2 separate regions of the Mus musculus genome follow, and region 1 is linked to region 2. A link is a loop called in an ENCODE intact Hi-C map of the cell type or tissue named here. Cell type or tissue: heart. All regions are shown on one strand. Region 1 overlaps BC051019 (cDNA sequence BC051019). Region 2 has its middle 12 kb from the start of Denn2b.

The links. Peaks named below come from ENCODE experiments on the same cell type or tissue, not always from the same donor. Only the 100,000 strongest peaks of a DNase experiment are listed, where the experiment ranks them.
Region 1: it touches region 2 in a loop (2.0-fold over the local background); 1 of 42 quality-filtered maps calls a loop at or near these places.

What each region holds. Positions count from the first base shown.
Region 1 is chr7:109,717,234-109,722,233 of GRCm38, reverse strand. BC051019 (cDNA sequence BC051019) reads left to right here. Exons shown (of 6, transcript NM_001040700.2): 3 at 1,547-1,703; 4 at 4,075-4,309. It overlaps Gm51493 (a long non-coding RNA gene), which reads right to left. Exons shown (of 3, transcript XR_003946860.1): 3 at 1,209-1,643. Among named protein-coding and RNA genes, the nearest start is that of Gm51493, 3.5 kb to the right of the region's middle. In heart, a CTCF peak has its summit at 2,728 (motif pointing right); no DNase peak of the experiment used is centred here.
Region 2 is chr7:109,627,117-109,632,116 of GRCm38, reverse strand. It overlaps a transcript of Denn2b not described here. Among named protein-coding and RNA genes, the nearest start is that of Denn2b, 12 kb to the right of the region's middle. In heart, no CTCF peak of the experiment used is centred here; a DNase peak (open chromatin) is centred at 3,016; H3K4me3 peaks cover 591 bases; H3K27ac peaks cover 2,535 bases.

The DNA.
Region 1 (5,000 bases), 90 kb before region 2:
ACACCTTTAGTCCTAGCACTTCAATTCTGGCAGAATTCGTGCACCTCTTTGAGTTTGTGGCCAGCCTTGTCTACACAGCGAGTCCCAGGTTAGCCAGGGCTATACAGAAAAACCCTGTCTTGAAAGGCCAAACCAAACCAAACCAAACCACAAAGGTCGGATCTCTCATTCTGTACTGCCCTAGGCCAGAGAGCCCTGCCGCTGGAGTCCCCAGAACTGGTTTCACCTTCCACCACTCTGCAGCCCCTTCATGAGCTCCTCTGCGCTTCCATATCCCTCTGACCCCTTGCCTTAGTTATCGTTTTACTGATGCGAACAGACACCATAGCCAAGGCAACGCTTATAAGGACATTTAATTGGGGCTGGCTTACAGGTTCAGAGGTTCAGTCCATTATCATCGAGGTGAGAGCATGGCAGCATCCAGGCAGTCATGGTACAGGAGGAGCTGAGAGTTCTACATCTTCAACTGAAGGCTGCTAGCAGAATACTGACTTTCAGGCAGCTAGGATGGAGGGTCTCAAAACCCACACCCACAGTGACACACTTACTCCAACAAGGCCACACCTCCAAATAGTGCCACTCCCTGGGCCAAGCACATTCAAACCATGACATGCCTCAAGCCAATTTCCTTACAGTTTGGCTCCCTGGTCACACTGTTAACCTCATCCTGGTATCCCATAATGTCTTGGGACTCATCTCGCAGCTCCCCTTTCAAGCGTTAACACAAGTATACAAGCTGATTTCATTTTGGGCCACATGAAACAATGTCCAGTCCAAAAACTGCTTTCTATGGCCTTCAGTTTCTGCTAGCAGAAGCTTAGCTGATTTTTACAGGAAGCCAAAGATGGCTACATTCTCCCTGTGTTTCTGTTGCGCACACCATTACCATCCTCATGCGGTAAGTCTCCTCCTGTGGGAAGCCACATGTGCCGTTGCAGGGTGGCGCTGGCTACCGCTGGCCACCACGCATACATAGGCAGTAAAGTTTTTTTTTTTTTTTTTTTTTTTTTTTGCCAAGATGAGGTTTTGAGAATTTACCAATCAGATGAGAGACAAGCTAACCAATCAGATGAGAGACAAGTTAACCAATCAGATGAAGGCATGCAAATGAGGTAGTAAGCATAACCCATGCATAACCAATCCGGGTGTGAGACACGCCTCTCCTAGGCCTATATAAGCAGCACCAGTTCTGGGCTTAGGGTCTCTTCGCCTCTGCAATCAAGCTTTCCCAATAAACGTGTGCAGAAGGATCCTGTTGCAGCATCGTTCTTGCTGGTGAGTCGGGCAAGCACAAGATCCTCCGATCTGCTCCAGAGGCGCGTTTCTTACTGTCTTTACCTTCTTTTACATTCATGTATTTGTCCAGGTGAGGACACCCATGATAGCTCACATGTGGGTCAGTGCTCTCCTTCCATCATGTAGAATCTGGGGATTGAACTCAGATGGTCAGGCTTGGCGGCAGGCGCATTTACGCTGAGCCATCTCTGCGGTCCTCTTGATGTCTTTAGGTTTTGTGCTCGCCCCTGATCTCACTTGCCTTTCCCAGGTGCACTGCCTGTTGCCCATGTCTTCACACTGTTGATCGGCCATGGCCGGGGCTCCGCTGGCTGGGAAGAGTCGGAGCTGCGGGCGGCTCCTGGGTCCTGGCCAGAAAGGAACCGGATGGCTTTTATTATCTGGCTCAGATAAAGGCTGCTCCAGAGGCAAGTACCTCTCCCCATCAGCTCACTCCTCACTCCCCTGGTGGCCTTCTCGCACCTGGCGTGTCTTGGCTGTGTACGTTTGCAAGTTTAGTTTTTTGGCTAAGTTACTACAGCTATGTGGCGAAGTGCCACACAAAATGAGCAGCTTGAATGACAGAAACCTGTTCTCTCCCATTTCTTGAGGCTGAAAATCAGGTGTTTCAAGGTGGGTTGTTTCTAAAGACTACATACAAGGAAGAGTCTGTTTCCTGCCAGTCCTATAATTTCCAGTATTTGCTCAGAATCTTGGGGTTCCCTTAGCTTTCAGAAGAGTCACCCTGACTCTGCCTCCACCTAACACGGCTTCTTTCCCTCTGAATAGTATTCATTCAGATTTCCTCTTTTTCCCAAGTATTTTTATTTATGTGTCTGTGTGTACTTGTATGTGCAGAGGCCAGAAGGAGGTACTGGCTCTCCTGAAGCTGGACCTACAGGTGGTTGTGAGCACCCTGAAGTGGGTGCTGGGATCTGAACCCAGGCGCTCTACAAGAACAACAAGTGTGCTTAACCACTGAACCACCCCTCCAGCTCCTCAAATTTCCTCTGGGTATAAAGACATCAGTCAGATCAAGGGCCTGCTATGCTCACTGTGACCTCATCTTAACTAATTATACCTGTAATGGCCTGATTCCTAAAAAGAGATCACAGGCTGGGGTATTGGAACCAAGATTGGATACATTAACTTACAGAAGGAGAAACACAATTCATCTCCTAACAGCAAGAAAAATATACATTTGTTGTTCAGGAAGATCTGGTGGGTTGAATTACGGGCCTGAGCCTCAGAGAAAGAAGAGTGAGAATGCATTTCCCATATGTGAGCACGTTGGCTCTCATACACAGCATCTTGTTCCCGAAAATGCCAGTCGCCAGGCCTAGGCGCTACTTCAGTGGCAACTTACTTCTTTTGGACTTCTCTTTCTAAAATCAGTTTTATTTTAATTTTATGTGAGTGTTTTTTCTGCGCGAATTTAAGTATTATGTGCATGTAATGCCAATGGAGGCCAGAAGAGGTCATCAAATCACTCCTTAACTGGAGTGAGAGCTGGAACCCAAACCTGGGATCTCTGCAAGAGTAGCAAGTGTTCTTAGAACCACCGAGCCATCTCTCGGATCCCACGTTCTAAATTTTTGTCATGGGACCTCATGTACCCCAGGATGCCCTGACCTTGGCACCTCTGATCCTCTTGTTTCCACCATGCTTGGTTTATGTACTGCTGGGGATGGAACCTGGGGTCTTGCACATACTAGGTATGCTCTCTGCTAAGTTCCTAGCTCCGGTACTTTTTTTTTTTTTCAAGAGCTGGACTTTGTGAATGTGTGTGTGTGCTCGTGTGTATATATATGTGTCATGACATATGGGTGGGACAACTGGGGGAGTCAGTTTTCCTAGTTGTGGGTCCCGGGAATCAAACTCAGGTAGTCAGGTTTGCCTGCAAGCACCTTTCCCTACAGAGTCATCTTGCTTGCCTATCTTTTTTAAAAAACAAAACAAAACAAAACAAAACAAAACAAAACAAAACAAAACAGGGCCTCAGTCTGTAGTCTCAACTGCCCTGACACTTGATAGGTAGCTCAGAATGGCCTGGAGCCTAGTACAAACCCCAAGCTGTCCCCAAACTCAAAAGCAATTCTCCTGCCTAAACCTCCCTTGTGCTGAGATTAAAAGTATGTGTCACCATACTCAATTCCTCTGTTGTATTTCAGTTCCCTCTTTTTCCTTAAGATTTTCTGTGTATGAGCGCTTTGTGTAATGGTTTGAGTGAGAATGGCCCCTCTAGGCTCGCATATTTGAATGCTTGGTCCTTAGTCAGCGGAATGGTTTGGGAAAGATTAGAAGGTGTGGCCTTGTTGGAGGTGTCTCATGGTGGAGGTGGGGATGTTGGTGGGGTTGGGATAGAGGTTTCAAAAGGCAATGCACTCTCAAACTCAGCATTTTCCGACTTTACCTGTGTACCATGTCTGCTTGCCTGCCTGCTGCCATGCTCCCCACAGTGATGGCCATGGGCTCTAACCCTCTGAAACTAAGTCCGAAATAAATCCTTTCTAATTTGCCTTGGTCATGGTATTTTATCAAAGCATTATAAAAGTAACTAAGACATGCATGACTTAACTAAGACTACATGTATGTATGTGCAGCATGTATGTGTCTTGTGGCTACAGAGGCCAGAAGAGGGTGTCAGGGACCCTGGGACTGGAATTATAGTTAGTTGTGAGCCTCCATGTGGGTGCTGGGAACCAAACTCTAGTCTTCTTCATGGACAGCTGGGGCTTTGTTTATGAATCATCTCTCTAGCCCCTAATGTTAAATCCCATTCTGTTGTCTTTCCCATAGCTGGAGAAGCGGGGGGCCCTGGTTGTGGAATTTGAGGCTCCCCTTGTCACAGGCCTAGAGCTGCCAGCCCAGCAGCAGAGGGTGGTATTTCCAGAGGATGTTATTCAGTTTTCACCATCTGTGCCACACTCACTGCAGCTGGGTGACAAGGTGTTGGCACCCTGGGAACCGGGGCAGCAGCGGTATGGCCCCGGCACTGTTCTAGTGGGCTTGAAGAAGCAAAAAGGACAAAGAGGTAAGGAAGCTGCCATGGCCCTGGGGGAGGTGTGTCATGAGGCACACATGAGGGGGTAGGGGGAAGGAGCATTGTTGGTGGTCAGAGCTCAGGGGTCTTAGAACCACAGCAAAAAGAAAAAAACTTCTCCTGCAGTGGTGGCTGAGCCAGTCCTATCTTCCAGGCTCTATGATATGCTTAGTATCAGGGAGGACAGACACTGGTGGCTTATGCCGTAATGCTAGCCTAGCACTTAGAAGCTGAGCCAGGAGGATTGCTGCAAATTTGAAGGCAGACTAGGCTATAGAGTAAGAGTTTCTCAACAGTGGTGGCGCACGCCTTTAATCCCAGCACTTGGGAGGCAGAGGCAGGAGGATTTCTGAGTTTGAGCCCAGCCTGGTCTACAAAGTGAGTTCCAGGACAGCCAGGGCTACACAGAGAAATCCTATCTCAACCCTACCACTACCACAAAAAAAAAAAAAAAAAAAAGAGTTTCTCAACAAAACAAAACATAACAAAACAAAACCCAAAAAACCAAACCAACCAAACACCCACCCCCCCAACCAAAACACACACACACACACACACACACACACACACACAAAGTGGGGGCTACAGAGATGGTTCAGTAGTTAACAACACTTGCTATCTTTGCACAGGACCCATATTCAGTTCCTAGCACCCACATGGAAGCTCACATCCTTCTGTAACT
Region 2 (5,000 bases):
GTCTTAAGTGCACAGAGATTATATATATGAATAATATTCAATTGAATATCTCTTAAGAGACTGTGGATAGTCTCTTTTTTAAAGGAATTACAAGGGTTATTTGACTCCATGTAATTTCCTGCTTGTGTCCATAAAACCTGACTCTTGAGGGCACTACTCTGCCTTGGTAGGCTTTGGCCAAATGATGAACAGCACCTAGGAAGCTTCTTCCTCTCTCTGTAAGGTATACCTGTACGCCTCATTTCCCATCTTCCTTACTCCTCTATGCCTGTCTGTCTTGTTGAGATAACCTCCTTTGTTGGAGAAACCCCCACTCGCACTTGTGCTGGCCATAGAACCTGACCATAGCAAAGCACCTTTGGAATAGTGCTTTGTTTGTGTGCTTTGATGTGATAACTGGCTTGGTGATGTTAGCCAGCACCGTTGGAGAATGGAAAACAGAATTGAAGGTCATCTTGAAAGCACTTTTGAGGAATATGCCTTTTCATAAAGCTATCGTGGTCTGTGTCCTGACCCTTAGTTTCCCCATAGACACCACTGCATTGTAGCCCCTGAAGACAGACCAGAGAAGTGCTATGTTATCCTGCAGTCTAGGGAATCTTTTCTGCTTTGGGAGCGTGGGGTCCTGGCTCCTGCATGTCTAATGCACAACCATGGTTACTGAGTCACGCTGCTGGAGCTCCGTGGAGACAGCTGTATGGCCAGGTTCTTGTAAGAGAGAGGTTAAAGTCGCCAGACTGAAGAGAGGTTCTGTATGCTCTGTCTAGGCTCTCAGTTCATCTGGTCAGTCATTTGCTTTCAGTTTCTGACCCAGTTCCTAAAGTTTCTCAAAGAGGCTGACTCCACAGAGTTTAGTCAGAATGACCTTACCCTTGGTTACTGTCCTAAGTTCTGTATCATGTTACTTTATTTTTCCTCTTTATCTCCTCTGTATTGCTGTGGTCCATCTCTGTCTTCGAATTTCTTTTCCTAGTCTTGTGTCCTAAAGGTTTAAGTTATGGGGGTGGGGTATATAGGTAGTATAGGAAAGAAGTTAGGTTTGTGGATGGGTCTTATCTGGAAGGTATATCTTATCTCTTCTGTCCTTCAGATAGCAGGTGAAGTCAACTGTAGCAGAACCATCACAAGACTTTCTTGGATAAATTGGAACAGGTAGTCCCATTTATTAAAACAATAACAAAATCCTGAAACCTCTTCAGTCCTCCAGATTCCCCACGGCAAATTTCCATCCTTGCCTCTTCCAGTCTTTCAGTTATTTCTGGGTCTCTGATCCTCAAATTGCTGCAGGATTTGCTTCTCCTGGATATGTTTGGAGAAGCCTAGATTATGGGAGGGAATGTAATTTAATTAAATCCGTGGTCATCTGGTCATTCTTAGGTGTGCACAGAGTAAAGAAAGCCTCACTTGAACCTTGCTGGATTTTCATGAGAACACTTTCTTCCTCAGCCCCTGTGGCCTTTTCCTCAGATGACATGTACTGTGCATGGCTGATGGCGTGCTATAGTCTTTCATCACCTTTAGGACTGAAGTGGTTGACTTCCTTGTCTGGTGATGTTTGAAGTAAGCCAGTGTCTCATGTGTATGCTATGAAGTGACATGGCTTGGGACAGGGAAGTCTGGTGTGGCGTCTGCTGGGCTAGGTATAGCAGCTGTGTCCCCAAAGAAAGAAAAACCCAGACACTGGGGGAATAAAAGCTTCCTGAATCCTTTCTTAACTTTCGGTTAGGCTAAGTGGTACTCACAGACGTTCTTTCACCCCTTTAGGAGTAAAACCTAGGAATTCCCCCAGATTAGCCATTCTGACAGTCGAACAAGTTCCCACCTGTTTTTGTCCTTCAGAATCATGGTCTGGTTTCTCCTTGTCTCTCTGTCTCCACACCCATCCCTTCTTCACTCATCTTCTCACCAAAATTCCTCTCCTGGCATCCTGGGGAGTCTCCCTTTTCTCTTCTGTTGCATAGGTACCTCTGTGTTGAACTCTGAGTGAGCAGACATATTTACAGGCATCTTTTATGCAAAGCCAAACCAGTTCTGTGCTGTGTTCAAAAGTAGGCTGTGTGGAGCTAGAGAGATGACTCAGTGGTTAAGAATGCTTGCCGCTCTTCCAGAGAAACAGTTTACTTCCCAGAACCAATGTCAGGTAGCCTGTAATTGCAGCTCAAGAGGATAAGACACTTGTGATCTCAGCAGACACCAACATACATACTTACACAGTCACACTACAGATACAGATACATACATGTAAATAAAAATAGAATAAATCCAGTATCTACAATGATAAGAGCTAATGTTTTGCTGAGAGACTTCTAGTTTCTAACTTTGAGGCGAGGAGAAGAATGACTTTAAAAATTCCATCTTTGGAGCTGGGTAAGTCCTAGCACACAAACAAAGCAGGTGAATCTCTGTGAGTTCAAGGCCAGCTTTGTCTACATAGAGAGTTAGTTCCAGGTCAACCTGGGCTACACAATGAGCCCCTGTCTCAAATCAAAAATAACAAAAGCCAAAATAAAGTGTATTATCTTTTTCTATAGGACAGTGACATTTAATTAGAACAACATGTATCTACATTCCAGGCCTGCCTTCCATCTTCCCAGGATAAGAACTGGCCTTTGAGGTCCCTTTGCTCCTCTGTCTTCCTGAGTCTTTACAAGCGTGTGAACTTTGCCTCTGGGAGATAAGTTTGTTTGTACATATCCAAACAATGCTCAAAGAGGCTGCAGCTCTGCATTCCTGCCTCGGAACATTTCAGACAGCACATTCAAACCCCATCCTCCTCACAGACAGCGATCAGATGGCAGCTTAGTATAGAAGGTTAGAGACCCCTAAGGAGTCACTCTGACAGATACAAATACCACTGTGTGCTTCAGACCATGCTGAACCATGGTTTGAAAAGACTGGCATGAATTGTTTAGATTCTTGAACAGCCCAATGCCCTTGATAACGCTGGGAGGTCAGAGCCCCAGTTGGGAGGCACAGGCGTAGCAGAATGGACAGTTGACCCAGCAGCAGGGCTCAGCTGTCCCTGCTTTCCGGAAGAGGTCTTTATCTCACCAGGCCTTGAGTTTCTCCTAAAACAGCTGCTCAGGGACGGAAGTGGTTCTCTGCCTTCGTGCTTTTCAGGACCTACAAAACTCTCAGGCCAGACATGTCATCATCGTATCTCTCAGTCTGAGGGGTTCCTCTTTTGTTATATACTTGCATCTAGGTTGCTCAAAATTCCAGTTATCTCTGGAATTTAATCCATGGTGTCTCTTTTAAAAAATGATTTATTGCCGGGCAGTGGTGGTGCACGCCTGTAATCCCAGCACTCGGGAGGCAGAGGCAGGCGGATTTCTGAGTTTGAAGCCAGCCTGGTCTACAGAGTGAGTTCCAGGATAGTCAGAGCTACAGAGAAACCCTGTCTTGAAAAACAAAACAAAAATAACAAGAAAGATTTATTTATTTATTTACTTTATGTATATAAGTACACCATTGCTCTCTTCAGACACACCAAAAGAGGGCATAAAGGATAAGCATAAAACTATACCCCATTGCAGATGGTTGTGAGCCACCATGTGGTTGCTGGGAATTGAACTCAGGACCTCTGGAAGAGCAGTTAGTGCTCTTAACCACTGAGCCATCTCTCCAGCCCTAGAAACACTTTTTAAGAATTACATTTACTGAGGGCTGGAGTGATGGCATAACAGTTAAAAGGCTGTTTGTTTTTGTTTTGTTTTGTTTTGTTTTGTTTTGTTTTAGAGGACCCAGGTTCGATTTACATGGCATCCCACATCTTCTGTAATAACAAACAGTCCCAAGGAATCCAACACCCAATTCTGGCTTCTAAAGGCATCAGACATGCATGTGTTTGCAGATATACATGTGGGCAAAACACTCTTACACATAAAAAAAAAAGATAAATGTGTGTATGTATATGCATGCATGTGTGTGTGCATGTTGTGCGACTGCCTGTCTGTAGAGGTCAGAGAATAATTTGTGTGAGTCAGTGTTTTTCTTGTACTGTGGGTTCCATGTTACTCACTCAGAGTTCTCAGAGTTCTCTTGGCAGCATAGAAACACTTTTTTTTTTTTTTTTTTTTTTTTTTTTTTTTTGGCGAAAGGCTTATAAATGTAGTCTAGGCCAGTCTAGACCTTGAGACCTGGCCTCAGCCTCCCAAGTGCTGGATTGTACATGTACACTGCTAGGCTTGGGCCTAGCTCATGAAACACTTGTGTTTATTTATTTGCTTGTTTTTGTGTGGTGATGAGACCTAAGGCCTTGGGCTTGCTAGCCAAGCACTTACTCCTCCGCCCCAGGAAACTTTCATGTTGTCTGTCCTAGATTGCATTTAATCTCTGTATTTAGCCTTTTAAACTCCAGCGCATCAGCTGACTTCTGTTAAACCTTTTCTCATCTTTTTATTTGTACCGTCTTCATCTTACTGTCAGGTGAGTTAAAAAGTTTTTCTCTCTCTTTTTTTTTTTAGTCAGAGGTTCATATAACACAGCTGGCCTCAAACTCTGTGTATGAGGGTTACTGAGTTTCTTATCTTTCTGCCTGTGCCCACCCGGAGTGCTTGGGTTATAGGTGTGCACCATCATGCTCAGCTGCAAGTTTTAGAAAGTATAAGCATAAAACTATACATTATGTATTTCTTCCTGTTATATATAATATGTAGTTAGTTTATAAAGGATTTAAAAAAAACTATCTTAAGTATTTTATCCTATGTACTTTGACATATACTGTGTCTTGTCTAAATAATTCATTAAAAATGATGAGTGCCATGCGATCTAGAACAAGAAAAGAGTATTACAGGCCAAATTCCAGATGAACAGAGAAGCTGAAGTCCTCAGTTAAAATACTAGTGAACTGAATGTAATAGCATGTGGAGAGGACCATACACAGTCATTAAGTGGGGCTATCCCTGGGGTTATTCAAGAGTGTTTTAGTGTATGCAGACAAATACATACGATAAAGCTGTTTCAGGTATTCAGTCCTTTAGGAGTGCAGTCTTCTTCTT